2 separate regions of the Homo sapiens genome follow, and region 1 is linked to region 2. A link is a contact called in ENCODE Hi-C or POLR2A ChIA-PET data. All regions are on one chromosome and are shown on one strand. Each heading gives the region's core, a stretch centred on a gene start or an enhancer-like site at or near the end of the contact. The rest is flanking DNA. Distances are from core to core; before and after follow the strand shown. Region 1 has its middle 71 kb from the start of MIR466. Region 2 has its middle 100 kb from the start of MIR466.

Region 1 (4,023 bases), core at 150-2,649, 33 kb before region 2:
ACAGAGCAGGGAGGACAAGGAGGGAGATGGGCCTGGAGGGCACCTGGAAATTAATCAGCACATCTGGTGACATGTATCTGTGGAGGTGCTGGGGAGTGTGTGAGACTATTGGGGGTGAGGGTCAGGGGGCAGCGGTGGGGTCAGTGGGGGGTGGGGGGGAGGCGGGGCGGTATTTAAGAGAGTAGCTGATTGCACCCAGATTTTGGACTAGGCAAACTGGGTGAAAAATGACTCCATTCACTGAGCTGGGGAATTCAGAAGAGGAACATCTGGGGGAGGAGTTTTGGCTGTGCCATGTTTGGAGGCATAAAGGACATCCAGGGAACAGAGTAATCAGGACTGGCACTATAGAACTGGAGGTCATGGATCTGTAAGAGGCAGTTGAAGTCAGTGGGAAGACCAAGGACAAAGATCCAGCAACACCAACATGCAAAAGGAAATTGGGGGGAAACTAAGGAGTGGCCAGATGGGTAAGAAGAAACTGAAAAGAGTTGTTGGAGGGAGGGGGGGCAGGGTGGAAATATTCAGCCAAGATAATTTCCAGAGGGAGTGAGCCTTAAGTCATTGTACAAGAAGCCATTAAGTGGAATCCTGCATTGCATAGGTGTCTGGATAAGATGACCCCTTAGCCACGTCCCATCCCTGTGTTTCCACTATGATCAGAGATGAAGTAGAGCAGCAGTTCTCAGCTACCCCCTACCAAAGTTCCCAGTCTGCCCCAAAGACGGAAGGCAATGCCTCAAACACCACAATCCCCAACTTGGAGAAACCACCTCTGGCTTCCAACCCTCCTTGCCACCAATCTCTCAGTTTCTTCTGAAGCCAGCACAGAGGGATTAGCTGAGAAGGTTTGTGTTGAGGGGAATGGAGGCCCAAGAGAAAATAGGAGGAAATGAATCTCCCTTGGAATCCTTGAGGCAAATCAGGGCTAACACTCCAGCCACAAGCTGCAGTAAGTTTGGCCTGCTGGTCAGCTATGCAGGACAGATAGCAAAGAAGCCAACTCCTCTTGTCAGCCCCGAGCAGATGCCGAAGTTCTTCTGCAGACCCAGCTCTCTGCTACCTGCCAGTCCACGCTGCTGTCCCTCTCCACCCTTGTACTACCCTCTTCAGCCACACAACCAAATTCTGTGATTTCCTCTCTCCAGGGCATGTTTGCCCTCATCTGACTTGATGTTGAGGGTGTAGTCCCATGAGAAACTAAAGGGAAATAAGGTTAGAGAGAGCTTCCTCTGACCCTCCGCCCTCACCCCACCCCTCACGGCCAGGACAGCCCCATGCCCAGGTGTCACACAGAGGCCCCCCTCCAGCTCCCCTGCATGCCCTCGGTCTCTTTTTCAGGGAAAGCCATGGTTGAGCTGACAATCCTGCCTCTGAAAAGCCTTAAGTGCTTCCTAGAAGATGCATCTGACTTTCACCAACACTAGTGGCTAGCACTTCCGCTTCCACAACCCTGTTGCCTCTCCAGGAAAAGCCTCTTTAACCAAGACCGCCTTAAGCCACTAGCCGAATGAGGCCAGTTCCTCTCAGCTACTTCTCATTTGCCTTCTGCCTGCCCTGTCAATGGCATTTGCCAGTGCTCAGTTAATGTTTCTGGAACTCTGGAACTACAGTTTTCTTATTCACTGAGGTAGCCAAACTAGAGTGCTTCCCAAAAGCGCTTCTTCTGACTCTCTACTAAAACTGTCTTTAATCGTCTTGCCTGAAAGTCATGGTACAATACCAGATGCTTCAGGGAGAAATGACTCATAACCCCTTCCCTTAAGAAGCTCATAGTCTTGGGGGAGAGACAGGGAAGTGCGCAGTAACTCCATTAGAAGTTATATGAGGAAGTATGAAAAGATTACAGAGGAGGAAGCCATTAAATCCAACTAGAAACTGTTATTTCAATAACAGCTACATTTAATACTGAAATCCTGCTATTATGCACCAGACTATGTATTAGCTAACTCTTACACCCCATGATGTAGCCAGTCTTATTAGCCTCGTTGTATACATAAGGGAGACAAAGAAAGGAAACTTACCAAAGGCTACAGGACACCAAGTAAATGACACTGGATGCAGACAAACCCCTCCCACTCCAAAACCTGTGTTTATTACCATAGTAGACAGTAACTGGACCAACACTGGCATTTACTGAACACTAGACACTGCCCCATGCATTTAACACACATAAAATTTGGCCAGGTGCGGTGGCTCACGCCTGTAGTCCCAGCACTTTGGGAGGCCAAGGCGGGCGGATCACGAGGTCAGGAGATCGAGACCATCCTGGCTAACATGGGGAAACCCGTCTCTACTAAAAATACAAAAAATTAGCCGGGCTTGGTGGCGGGTGCCTGTAGTCCCAGCTGCTCCGGAGGCTGAGGCAGGAGAATGGCCTGAACCCGAGAGGCGGAGCTTGCAGTGAGCCGAGATCGCGCCACTGCACTCCAACCTGAGAGACAGAGCGAGACTCCATCTCAACAACAACAACAACAAAAATACACAGTGAAGAAGGTATTACTTCAATTCTCCTTTTGCAAATAAGACACTGAGGTTCAGAGAAGTTATGTAACTTGTTCAAGATCTCACAGAAGCCAGAATTCAAATGCAGACCATAATTACCACACAATTTGGCCACCCTGTTTAGAAGACATAACGTGTGAATGACACCATAAAGGCTGTTAGAAAAGAAATATGTTTTCTTAGTTTGAGTTCCTCCCAATAGCATGACCTGAGACAAGAATCTAGATGCAGGTAGGTTATTTCTAAGGTGATCCCAAGGAGCAAAGAATGGGGTACAGCAACAGAAAAAAAAAAAGACAAAATAAAGGTTTATTGTGGGGGTTGCCACTGTGCTCTCACAAGGAGAGGTGAAAGAGCATTTCCCCAGAGTTCTTCTGCCCCCTCTCCAATGATGTATGGGTCTTCTGAGCTCCCTCAGGCATCCCTGGTATCAGGGAATCCCTGGGACAGAAAGCAGAAATATAAGATATGTGCTGGAAGCCAGACACTCTGGGCAGGAAGCACAAAGCTGGGCTCTGAACTGTGCACCCCAGCCACAGCTAAAGTCAGAGGTGATGTGGCAAGCATAAGAGTCTAGCTCCCAGCTGTACCTGCCTCACAAGGGGGCAATGCAGTGGGAGGGGACACTTCACACGCAGCAGGCGGCAGGACTAGGGCAGGAGCGTGAGAGCCATGCATGTTCTACCATGCACTTATGAAACGTTCCATTGCTCCTCTACTGTATCCCCAGCAACCTCCACCGCACTGGGTTTACAACTCTCCTCTTGAAATTATAGAAATAAACTCTCGGTCAGTGCAGTAAGCTGAAGTGAAGCAACCCTTGATTCCAGAGGCCAGAGGCAGCTTCCCCTTTCTTCTATCCAACCATGAAAAAGCAGTCCTCTGCCTTGTGCAGTGGTATTGCTGGCTCTCAGTCACTAGTATTTTCTGAGGCTAGCAGTATAGAATTGCAGTTGAATGCTTGAACTCTGTGTGTCCTTGGGCAAGTTATTAACCTCTCTGAACCTCAGTTTGTTTCATCTCTAAAGAAAGACACAGATACTTACCTAGTAGAGTTGGGTGAGGATTAGATGATATTCTGGCTGTGATGCATTTAGCACAGTACGTGGGGTATAGTGAGCATTTAATCAAGAATTGTTGTGCATATTTTAACATTTCTGAGTCAATTCACTTCAGCATCAAAGGGGAGAACTAGAGGCAGTTACTTATCATTTAAAGAAAGAGGATAATATAATGCAGACAGTGCTAGACTTGCTGGGTGAAAGATTTCATTTTCCAGCTTTAGGATCTTAGGGCCAGTAATCTCTCTGAATTTGGGTTTTTCTATCATAAGTGGAGATAACCATTTTTTTCTACCTCAAAACATTGTTGAGGCTCAATGGTGATCACAAATGTAAAATGCTTGTAAACCCTAATGTGATATAAAAATGTTATTATTGTGATTATCATAATGATAAGAATCAAAGCTTCACTCTCCCCAGCACAAGTATATACTCGCTCTGTGAGACTGACTGCTCC
Region 2 (4,535 bases), core at 861-3,360:
TGGGCATCAGTATTGTCCCTTCAAGTGGCAGCTTGTAATTTTAAGTGTGACGACTATGCTCCTTCCTCAAATTTTCATTTTTACCTCAGAAAATTGAAACAAGCTCCACCATTTGCATCGTCAGCATAGGAGATGGAGAAAACAATAGCCACAGGTGACAATTATAAGGCAACTTGAAGTAGATAAGCATGACATTTAATAGTGACCTACAATTTTAGGACCAAGATGACTTTTGTAAGTTATAGCCACAAAATTATAAAAAATACTAAGGGCAGAAAACAAATCTAAGCTACTCTTTGTCAGTTACATATCAAGCAATATGTACTCAGTAATGGCTGTTTTTAGCAAAAGCAAACGTTGATTCAGTGTGTGTTTGTGTGGTATTAGATCATTAAAATGAAAGGAACAGACACATTTAAAAGGTCATCAACTCCAACTACAGAAGGGAGTGGAACCAACATGTATTCAACAATTGTGTGCCATGGAGAATGATGTCAAACTGACAGAGAGACAGAGAAAATCTCATTGAATCCTTACAACTGTGCAAGGTAAATTTTAGTACCCAGACTTTAAAAATGGGAGCATTGAGGCCAAGAGGGTTGGAGTAACTTGGCTTAGAGCTTGAATTCAAACCATCAGTCCCACTCTAAAGCCATAATCTTGTTACTATGTTGGGCCATCCACAGTGGAAGAGACCATATGAGAAATCAGAACAAAAAGAATTATATACTCTGGAAAAGACACGTGTACACCGACCTGGACCTAAACATATGAAATAGGCATAGGAACCTATGCTAATAAGAGAATACTTTCAGTGAACATAAGATTGCAAATTTCAACCTTACTTTTTTTTACATAATTGAATTTAGGATATTAGGCTTTATTAAAATAAATAGAGAAAATATAGTAAGTTTCATATGGAATTGATGATAGACTTTAAGTTCTAGAGATAACATATTGAGTGTAAATTGTACTAGTTTACAATCTTAATTGAACAGATTCTAAAAAGCTCTGGAAAACCAAGTATAATACTGACATTTGCGAGGAAGGATACTTTTAGTTTTAGGTTTCAGTCACTGACAGCCTGTATATGTCAACATTTTCCACACTGTATTCCGTGGGCCATTACTCTTAAAATAGGACTCTGGGATTCAAATCATTCAGAGAAACGCTGATTTAGCAACAAAGAAAATTTCTTTATTGCATGTTTGTAAATCTAAATCTCCAAGAAGTAGACAAGGTGTGCTGGGATGCCCAAACTTCCTTGTGCATGGGATGCTGGTTTCACAGAAACAGGTAGGGCACATTTTCCATAAGGAAGAGTTTAGAAAATATTTGTCTATGCAATTGTTGGCTAAGAAAAAAATTTGACAGGAGTTAAGACTATACAAGTTAAGAACATTACATTGCTCAACAACCTTCACAGGTTGTCACATCTTATTTTATTCTTCTACTTCTGGGCCTGAGCAAAACTGAGTAGTCCCCAAGAACCATTAACGTGAGATTCTCATTTTCTTGAATCTCCATAACCCAGCCTCTTTAACCTTCATTAGTATTATAAAAACGTCCAAACTCAGGGCAATTGACCTCATAATTACATATGGTTTAACGTTTCCTTTTCCCCTCGAATTAAAACTAGGAGCCCATTCCTTCTATCTGATTTCATTTTAACAACTTACCATTGATCTTTGGGGAGATATGAGGAAATCATGGGGAAAGGATTTTGAAGCTCAGCTGGCACAGGTGTAGATTTATATCTTTTCATCTTGATGGATTTGGAACATGTTCTATGCACTTGATTTTAGTTAATGCACTGCCCCCAAAGTGTCCAGTAAATGATTTGGAGTAACTTTTAAAGTGGGCAGATATAAAAGCTCTGAGGAAATACATGAAGAGATATAGAAATAATTTTACTGTCAGACTTCCTTACCCTCATCATTACCTTGAAGGGATTCTTTGTCCTCTGTTAAGAGTTTTGGTAATTCTCACAGGACAATTGGGAATTGTTTTCTGTCTTATGCAGGCAAGATAATGAGCAGAATTTCAGAGTGGAAGTGTCCACTGAACTTAAAGCTAGATACAATAGCTACAGTGGAAGTGTCCGCTCTGAAATTGGGAGGTTGCTATGACTCAACAATAAAAACAAAATATCACTTCCTGGTATTATTTTCCATAATCAGATTTGAGATGTTAGACTACGTGGCAAAAATGCCAGGAAGTGACATTTTTGCAGGCTAGCATCTCAAATCTGATTCTGGAAAATAAGACAACAAAAGAATGACAAGATTAGTATTAACTAAGCACCTACTACATGCTAGGCACATTATACCAACTGCTTTCTCAAAATTAGAAATTTAACGCATATCATAACCCTGTCATATAAATATCATTAAACTCATTTTAGACAAAGCTGGGAGTGGTGGGGCTAGGAGTCTGCCCCTAATTTGTTTGATTCTAAAGCCCATATTCTTCTGACATAATACACTGCCTCCAGTGGAAGGGTAGTGTTAATCCTTAGTTCCTCTTTACTATTTATAAGAGGAAGAGTCCATTGAGCAGCTCCACCCTTTTCTAAAGGCCGTAAGAAGGAACACGACTTGAGAAATAAAAACTACTCATTTTGTAAAAGGAAGAAATATGTCAAATGTCATTAACTTCACCTCAATCTGGGTGCTCACCAGGTCCTAAACATTTAGTAAAGTTAATGAACAGACATGTAGTGCCCCTAGACATTGTGGATTCAGCAATAAAATTAAATAGTCCCTACCGTCCCTCAAGGAGCTCACAATGTAATGGAAAGACACAGGCAAGTCTCCTTTCCCCAGAAAACACTAGTAGGGTCTAATTCACAGTAATTTAGAGCCAAATGGGGTTTAACTTTTTTTCGTTTTTGACTGACATATTTAATTGACATATTAATAAGCACAAATCTGAAATGTAAATCTCAGTAAAGTTTTACATATGTTTATACATGTGCAACTACCACTTAAGTTGAAACATAGATCATCTCTAGCATTCCTTAAGGTTCTCCCAGGCCCCTCCTAATCAACACTATTCCTAAAAGTAACCACTGGTCTTATTTCTATCACCATTGATTACTTTTGCTTGTTTGAACTTCATATAATGAAACCGTAAAATAAATGCTCCCTTGAATATGGTTTAATTTGCTCAACATTATATTTGTGAGATTCATCCAAACTGTGTATAGCAATAATTTGTTTTTTCTTGTTGATGTGTAATGTGTAAATTTACCTCAATTTGTTTATCCATTATATGTTAATAGATATTTGAGTTGTTTTCCTGTTTTGGCTATTATGAATAATGGTGATATGAACAGTCTTATACATGTCTTCAAGTGGATATAAAGAATGGAAGTGCTAAGCCATAGAATAGGCACATGTGCAGCTTTAGTATACCTCCAAATGCTTTCATTGGTACAAGCAGTTTTACCAATGGGCACACCTACCAGCAATGTCTGAGAGGTCTACTTTATATCCTCACCAAGATTTGGTATTGTTACTCCTTTTAATTTGAGCTCTCTAATGGATGTGTAGCGGTATCTCTTTGTGGTTTAAATTTGTATTTTTCCGATGACTGATAATGTTAGGCACCTTGTCACAATTGTATTGGCTATTTGGATTTTCTTTTTTGTTAGGTACCTAATGAAGATTTTTGAAACAAGTTTGATGCAGCTTGTCACAAGCCAACTTTATTTATCTTTTGTGTGTGCATCTTCTCATTTTATTGAGGGAAAAATCTAAAATGAGAGAGTTAAGTAAATTGGTCCAACTCATGGTTGGTTGTTAGCAAACCTGTACTTGAAATCAGATCTACACACTCCCATTCCTTTGTGTTTCCTCTGTACATGTAATGTGTGGCCCCATCAGTCATCTGCACCTATTAATTGCATTCCCAACAGGCAGATTTTCTTCAGTTTTCCTAAGCTCAGTTAACTAACCGCCTCTGTGTAATCTTGCCCCATCCTCACCCCCTAGAACCTATAACTTCTCTACACAAGCCAACTTTATTTTTAACTTCACACTGTATAAGAAAGGGGCTTTTCTTCTCTCCAGTCCTTCCCCGCCCTCAATTCCTATTCACTCCCTCATATATACATACACCATTCCCCTCCCCACCCACTGTGAAGAGCTTGTATATCTAGAGATGGGAAACCATACTTCAGGCTAAACAGGAAAACCCAATTTCATTTTAAAAACTGAAATAGATAATGACACTTCAGAAGGGTTCATCTCTGCCTACTTGTGTTTTACTTAATGCCCACTTCACATCTCTATAACAGCTCTGTGATTTACCATCCTGGATAAAAGAACCGAGTGGATTCTGTCTCCCAGTGTGTTAGAAATATGGCATTACATATATTTTAAAAACCTAAATCACTGTGAGCCCTGCAAAAAATATCCCAAGTATTGATTTAAACATGTCTTTTTTGCAACATGCCTCCCTGTACGCACTGGGAAACATAAAGTGACCCATAAATATTCTGGAAAGACCACTTATTTTCTATTCTTCTGTCA

What was found. A loop is a pair of places that touch in the nucleus more often than their neighbours do. ChIA-PET counts read pairs that join two places held with the same protein, here RNA polymerase II (POLR2A). Pooled maps may share reads with other maps.
Region 1: a loop to region 2 is called in a map of CD14-positive monocyte, with 2.8 times the contacts of the local background. The contact joins two enhancer-like sites. A Hi-C loop is called at or near these places in 4 of 168 maps with a recorded cell type or tissue (CD14-positive monocyte, mucosa of descending colon and naive thymus-derived CD4-positive, alpha-beta T cell) and 9 of 50 pooled maps. POLR2A ChIA-PET finds 5 or more read pairs at or near these places in 9 of 52 experiments (CD4-positive, alpha-beta memory T cell, T-cell, activated CD4-positive, alpha-beta T cell and 4 more).

Annotation. Positions count from the first base shown.
Region 1 is chr3:31,231,137-31,235,159 of GRCh38, forward strand. No RefSeq gene overlaps it. Among named protein-coding and RNA genes, the nearest start is that of MIR466, 71 kb to the left of the region's middle. Within about 2 kb of position 1,400, at least 7 of the 41 ENCODE cell types and tissues checked have a DNase peak (open chromatin) inside an H3K27ac peak, as active enhancers do; they include CD14-positive monocyte, where a contact is called at or near this core.
Region 2 is chr3:31,263,706-31,268,240 of GRCh38, forward strand. No RefSeq gene overlaps it. Among named protein-coding and RNA genes, the nearest start is that of MIR466, 100 kb to the left of the region's middle. Within about 2 kb of position 2,111, at least 2 of the 41 ENCODE cell types and tissues checked have a DNase peak (open chromatin) inside an H3K27ac peak, as active enhancers do; they include CD14-positive monocyte, where a contact is called at or near this core.